Linked DNA regions of Homo sapiens: region 1 is linked to region 2. Evidence: chromatin contacts called from ENCODE Hi-C or POLR2A ChIA-PET data. All regions are on one chromosome and are shown on one strand. Each heading gives the region's core, a stretch centred on a gene start or an enhancer-like site at or near the end of the contact. The rest is flanking DNA. Distances are from core to core; before and after follow the strand shown.

Region 1 (3,469 bases), core at 564-3,063, 270 kb after region 2:
AAAATCAAAACCAAAACAAACAAACAAAAACCTCCACCTTTTACCTCTTGCCAAAAAATACCAGTGCGTATGAATTTATGCAAGTAGATACCAGAAGTGGTCACCAGGCCACTAGTCTTGCAAACTGCCACATTCTGAAACTCATCCAAATACAAGCTAGGGCACCGTGTTCTATCCTCTTTTTATAGATGAGGAAACTGAATCCCCAAGTGATTACCGTGGTAAGTTTCCAAGGCCACTGCTGTAAGACCTTCAAATTCATGTGTTGAAACCCTACCCCCAGTATGTAAGAATATGACTATATGAAGATAGTGCCTTTAAAAAGGTGACTTCATGAAAATGAGACAGTTAAGGTGAGCCCTAATTCAATCTAACAGTTGTCTTTATAAGAAGAAGAAATTTGAACACAAAATGAGAAACCAGAGAAAGACCATGGGAGGACACAGCAAGAAGGTGGCCATCCCCAAGCAAAGGAGAGAAACCTCCAAAGCAACCAAACCTGCTGACACTTTGATCTTGAACTTCTAGCCTCTAGAACTGTGAGAAAATACATTTTGCTGTTTATGTCACTCGATGTGTAGTATTTTGTTATGGTAGCCTCAGCAAACTAATACAGTCAATAAATTTTAAGTAGATAAATTTTAAATTTAGTCTACAGAACACCAAAGCTTAATTATCTCCACAAACAGTAATTGCCTGCCTCTTCTTAACTAATATTGGCTTATTACTTGTGTTTATTTATGTAGAGGTAGGAGCCTACTGATAATAATAGTTAAGCAGCATTTATTGAGCACTTGCTATGTGTTACAGTGTGAAGAGTTTTGCCTGCAAACAGGCTGGATCAGATTATGAGAAATGGGTAAGCTGCTAAGAAAAGGAAGTCAACTGCCTTTCCAAGTCCTACTCACAATTCCAGATTCAGTTCTACTTCCATTCAGAAAAATTCACTGACTCTAACAGGGATACTCCACCTAAGATTTCCTATGGAGTCCTGTGTTTCTTCCTATGGTGATTCTTATTGAATTTTTTAATTGCTTATACCTGTTTCCATACTGGACACTAATTTTTTAGGTATCAAAAACTGTGTTTTCACTTCTTCATTCTCACCACCTTGCAGAGTACCTGGTACTTTATAAGCATTAAATATTTTTTGTTGTTGTTCTTGAATTGCTGCATTGTAGCTCTTTGTTACCATTTGTTACTAAAGAAAATTGGCAATAAAAGATGATTTCACTGACTTGAATTTTTTTTTAATTAAATGCATCCACCTAGAATGAGTAAAATCTTCCTCTTTTATTCAAAGGAGTAGGGCCCATTTCAATCAGTGCCAAATACTTTTGAGCAATATTGAGGAAATATTTTTAAGAACTACAAAATCTTATGAGTCAGACAGAGAAAAGTAATCTATTTTCATTATATTTTTGCCACATGCAAAGACTTTTGTTATAACACTTTAACTTTCATTTAAAAATCTATCATCACCACTGTAAGTTAGGAAGCAAGGAGTGGTAATGACAGAATTTTAATTTTTTTTCATGGGCTAACATAGCTTAATATATAGATAATCATGCTTGGATAAATACTTGATGAAAGAATGATTGAAGATAAATATCAAATATTTCCTTGCGTCTACTTTGGTACCATAATCCTCTCCAGTGATCTCTCTATTTCTTTACTTTTCTTCACAAAAGATCTTTTTAAGTAAGTTGCCACTTTCACTGTCTCCACTCAACCACTGCCAATTTGTTTTTTCCCCACCCCAGGTAGACTTCCAGTCTCACCCCTGCACGGATATCTCTCCCATGAGGTCATCAGTGACTCCATGTTGTCTAATCCAAGGAATATTTTTCTGCCCTCATCTCTCTTAACTTTCCAATGGCTTTTGACACAATTAACTACTCCACCTTTCTTGAAATATCTTTTATCGTAGTCCTATCTCTTCTGGTTGCCAGTAACAGGAACATGACTCAAACCAACTTATGTAAACACAAAAGGAATTTATTGGCTCTTTTATCCAGGAAGTTCAAGGAATGGTGCTAGTTTAAGGCATCATTGGCTCTAGAGGTTCAAACACATATTATCAGAAACTTATTTATTTTTCTCTACCTCTCAGCTTACATTTCTGCTGTTATCTCAGTTTTTAGGCAGGTAAACCTCACATGGTAACAAAGATGGCTATTGACAGTTCTAGACTTTTATCAATCATCCTTGTCTTTCCTGGTCTTAGTAAACTCAAACACACACACACACACACACACACACACACACACACCACATGCCTCTTTCCTGTGAGTATCAGTGGGAGTAGTGAGAAGGCTTTAATTGAGCAAGTCTCATACCATGCCCAACTGAGAGCAGAGACTTGGGGAGGGTCTTGTGTGTTGGGAGAGAATCAGCTCCACTTAAACTGTATGGATTAAGATTTAAGAAAATACACTCATCTTACACAAAAAGAAAACACACATAGGTACTATAGCTTCTGTAACACTCCTCTCTCTTCTATTGTCCTTGTCTGCTCTTTTTCAGCCTCCTTTGCTGTCTTCAACTCTAAGTGTTGGAGTAACTGAGCTTTGTGCTGGGTCATCTTTTGTTTTCTGCTCACTCTCTCTTCCTCACTGTTGTCTAAAACGCTTCTAAATCCACAGTTTACATCTACTTGTGAAGCTGCTGACTTCCCATGTTTATAGCTACAGAAGCAACTTCCCCCGAGTGCCTTCTAACTGCTTATTTGAAATAAGCAGTCAGATTTCCACATGAATATCTATATGCATTTCAAATTTATAATAGTGTTCTTGTTTTCCGCCCAAACCTATTATTTTCCTGAGTCTTTAATATCTCTTTAAATGGTGCCAGCATCCATCAGTTGCTTAATCCAAAAATGCAGAAAACAACCTTGTATTCTATTTTTCTCTCAATTCCCATATCTAATTCACCAGCAAATTACACGATTTATGACACCAAAATATATCTCAAATCCATCTTTTCATCCGTTCACCAACACTGCCATCACCCTGTCTAAGCCACCCTAGTCTATCACTCAGATAACAGCAATAGCCTATTAAATTAAATTGCCTTCTTGCTTTTACTCTTCCCCTTCACTATTCCAGTTTTGTACTGAGCAATTGAAGTGATCTTTCTGTCATCTCTTACTTCATCTTTTTAAAGTTTTATTCACTATATTACAGCCATGCTGGTCTCTTTTCTGTTTCTTCAATAGGCCAAGCCATTTTTTTTTCCTCAAAATCTTTGCATTTGCTCTTTCCACAGCAAAGAATGCTCTTCTCCCAGTCTCTGTACTTTTCAGTTCTTATCTTAAATAGTCTGTCTTTAGAAGGGCCTTTCTTTACCACCTGTCTTGGTCATCTTGGACTGCCATAACAAAATACCATAAACTAGGTGGCTTATCATCAACAGGAATTTATTTCTCACAGTTGTAGGGGCGGGAAAGTTTAATACCAAGATGCCACCA
Region 2 (3,318 bases), core at 477-2,976:
TTATGCTTTGATTGTGGGTTCTAAGTTAATGGCAGAAATTTTCTTTTCTATTTTATATCTCTATTTTGTGGTTAAACTTGTAATTTTCCTTATCTTCTGTCAGGGATATTAGCTACAACCACACATACAATACTGAGGTTACCAGAGTTCTTATCCTTGTCTCTTAATTCCTCTGTAGAAATATAAAAATAAACCTGCCATAGACAAACAGCCCAAGATTCTTGATAGTTACATAATTTTTATATTTTGTATATTTATATATTTTTATTATATATATTTATATAATATATTTTATATTTTATATATTTGTTTTCTTCATATCTTCATGTAGCTGCCAAATGCTGGCTCTTGTTTCTTTATAACATATAAAGAGAGCTACTCCTCAGTAGTATGTGGATGAGTACATTCAGAGATGGAAACATGGTAACACATTTCTGGAAATAGCTTGATTCACATTCAGATAAAGGAGTAAATGTACTAAATTGATGGCAATTATTTACTAATTTTCATTCTCTTCAAATAGAGTCCCTTAGCTCATATAGAAGACCAGAAGAACTGATCAAACCTCAGCAATTTATTTAATCATTCTGTGGGTCATCTCTTGTTATTTGGTTGTGTTTTCCCAGACATTCAGTAAATATAAATGAATAAGCAGTTACTTGACTGAATGGGACTCATCTTAAACACACTTTCAACCACTACTCTTATTTTCAAGACATCATTATTACACTTTCCGAGGTAGCTACTGACCTCAATTCTTAATCATTAAAGGCTTAATCCACACACATCCTATTGGAAAATTCAGTGTTTTTGTGTATCTCTTGCTTGCACAAAATGATACACAGGATAGCACTTTCTTATCTCATACCTACTAGAATGGAAACTATGGAGACAGGGATTTTGTTTTGCATGCTAATGTATATTAGGTGCTTTGAACAGTGTCTGATCCAAAGTAGGCTCCAATGAATGAATAGATAAATGAATATGGTATCTTATTTAATCCTGATAGTAGCTTTTTTGTAATGCTATTAAAAAGGTATTTTTGTTTTTTGTTTGTTTGAGACAGGGTCTCACTCTGTTGCCCAGCCTGGAATGCAGTGGCATGATCTCAGCTCACTGCAGCCTTGACCTAATAATGGGCCCAAGTGATCCTCTCATATCAGCCTTCTGAGTAGCTGGGACCACAGACATGTGCCACCACACCTAGCTAATTTTTGTATATTTGTAGAGACATGGTTTTACCATGTTGCCCAGGCTGGTCTGGAACTCCTGGGCTCAAGCAATCCACCCACCTCAGCCTCCCAAAGGTAACCAGACAATCCTCAACTGGGATTACAGGTGTGAACCACTATGCCCAGTCATCAAAAAGTTTAAGTAGTTTGTTCTTATTCTCATATGTACTAGTAACAATTAGCAGGTGGGATTAAAACTTAGATCTATATGACTCCAAGTTTATACTTTTAAAAATATTAAATTGGACTTAATTGAAAGTTTTTTTTCTGTTTAGAATAGTTCCTTACACATGGTAATCACAAAACATGGTAAAATGTTGAATGTGAGCAAAACAAACAAAAATAAACAAAAGAAGGATTCCTTATGTAAGTTTAAGACTCTTTTATTCATTAGTTTAAATCTGGATTCCATCTTTTACCCTGTCTTGGCATACAGCTTAATGCTTTTTTTTTTTTTAATTTTTGCTTAACACAATCTACTCCATTGTCTTCTTGTGAGACCTAGGAGAGTTGCCAAAGGGTGTGGTTGTCAGTGGTTAGATTTTTAGAAATCACTCATGCTGTTTACTTCAGCTTTCATTATAATTAAACAATGATCTGCTTTATACATTATCACTTGCCAAGCACTAGATAAAATATTATATCTGCATCTGATAAAATATAGAAGTAAAAAAAAAACTATCAATCAATTTCAGAAATGCTTGTTTTATCATCTCGATGTAGCATGAATAAGCTCAAAGGTACATGTAACTCATTCTTTCTGGTATTTAATGTGTTAAGCAGATCCTGTTATTTATTCCCCTAAAATAAATCACAATTAAAAATCCATTCTGCTGGGCTTGGTGGCTCACGCCTGTAATCTCAACACTTAGGAAGGCCAATGTGGGAGGAACACTTATGGACAGCAGTTTAAAAACCCATTCCTGGTTTAGTTAAGTGTTTTTTTTTTTTTAATTGAACACAGAGTTACCTTTATGATGGAATCACAGTGGTATCCTATAAAGAGCAATGGACTTGGCAAAGCTGATCTATATCTGAGTTACAGCTTGACCAATTGAGTGACTGTGAAACCTTTAGAAAGTCATGCCATTTCTGAGCTACAGTTGGTTCATATGTAAAATGTGGATCAAAATTTATGCATTAATTACCTGGATGCTGTTGTCAGCATTAGATGAGAGAAGGTATATGAAACAACTTATGTTTGTAAAACATAAGACAAATGTCTTTTATTAGTAATAGCATTTATATTCATGGCAACATTCTTGGTGATCTATTCCTAAGCCTTATAAATGGTAGAGTTTCACACTTTCACTATAACCAACATTAACCAATTCCACTTTCCCTTCTCATTTTTTATTTCCTACCTCCTTCTAAAAATAGATATGAGGCATGTTGCCCTAAAATAGGCCCATTATGATTAATAAAGCATAAATGAAAGGAAGTTTGAATAGTGAAAAGTGAATACTTACTAAATACTAGAATTAAGATGGGTAACACCATGACTGAGACTATAGAACATTAAGTTCTACAATCTGAAGTTTGGTAATGGTAATGGCCTGACATCAAGTAAATTTGAGTAAGAGATACAGATGTGGACAAAACACATATATTCTTATAAAATGCAATAAATAATTTTAAGGAGAAAAGCTGGATTCTATTATATTATTTTATAAATATCATAAAAGAATAACTAGATTCTATAAAACATAAAAAGTATTTTTGTTTTTGAGAGGGTGTTTTGTTCTTGTCACTCAGGTTGCAGAATAATGGCGTGATCTTGGCTCACCGCAACCTCCGCCTCCTGGGTTCAAGTAATTCTCCTGCCTCAGCCTCCCGAGTAGCTGGGATTATAGGCGCCTGCCACCATGCCCAGCTAATTTTTATATTTTTAGTAGAGACTGGGTTTCACCCTGTTGGCCAGGCTAATCTCGAACTCTTGACTTCAGGTGATCCGCCCGCCTTGGCCTCCCAAAATGCTGGGATGACAGGCATGAGCCACCACACCCAGCCAAAACTCTATTTTAATTTGTGAAGGGGGTCAGGAACATTTTGCTGTCTGAGGAAATGTTTGGGTGTATTTTAAACA

What was found. A loop is a pair of places that touch in the nucleus more often than their neighbours do. ChIA-PET counts read pairs that join two places held with the same protein, here RNA polymerase II (POLR2A).
Region 1: a map of PC-3 shows a loop between it and region 2 (2.1-fold over the local background). The contact joins two enhancer-like sites. A Hi-C loop is called at or near these places in 1 of 168 maps with a recorded cell type or tissue (PC-3). POLR2A ChIA-PET finds 5 or more read pairs at or near these places in 1 of 52 experiments (MCF 10A).

The regions. Positions count from the first base shown.
Region 1 is chr12:88,924,243-88,927,711 of GRCh38, forward strand. No RefSeq gene overlaps it. Among named protein-coding and RNA genes, the nearest start is that of LINC02458, 94 kb to the right of the region's middle. Within about 2 kb of position 1,814, at least 6 of the 41 ENCODE cell types and tissues checked have a DNase peak (open chromatin) inside an H3K27ac peak, as active enhancers do; they include PC-3, where a contact is called at or near this core.
Region 2 is chr12:88,656,470-88,659,787 of GRCh38, forward strand. No RefSeq gene overlaps it. Among named protein-coding and RNA genes, the nearest start is that of KITLG, 78 kb to the left of the region's middle. Within about 2 kb of position 1,727, at least 2 of the 41 ENCODE cell types and tissues checked have a DNase peak (open chromatin) inside an H3K27ac peak, as active enhancers do; they include PC-3, where a contact is called at or near this core.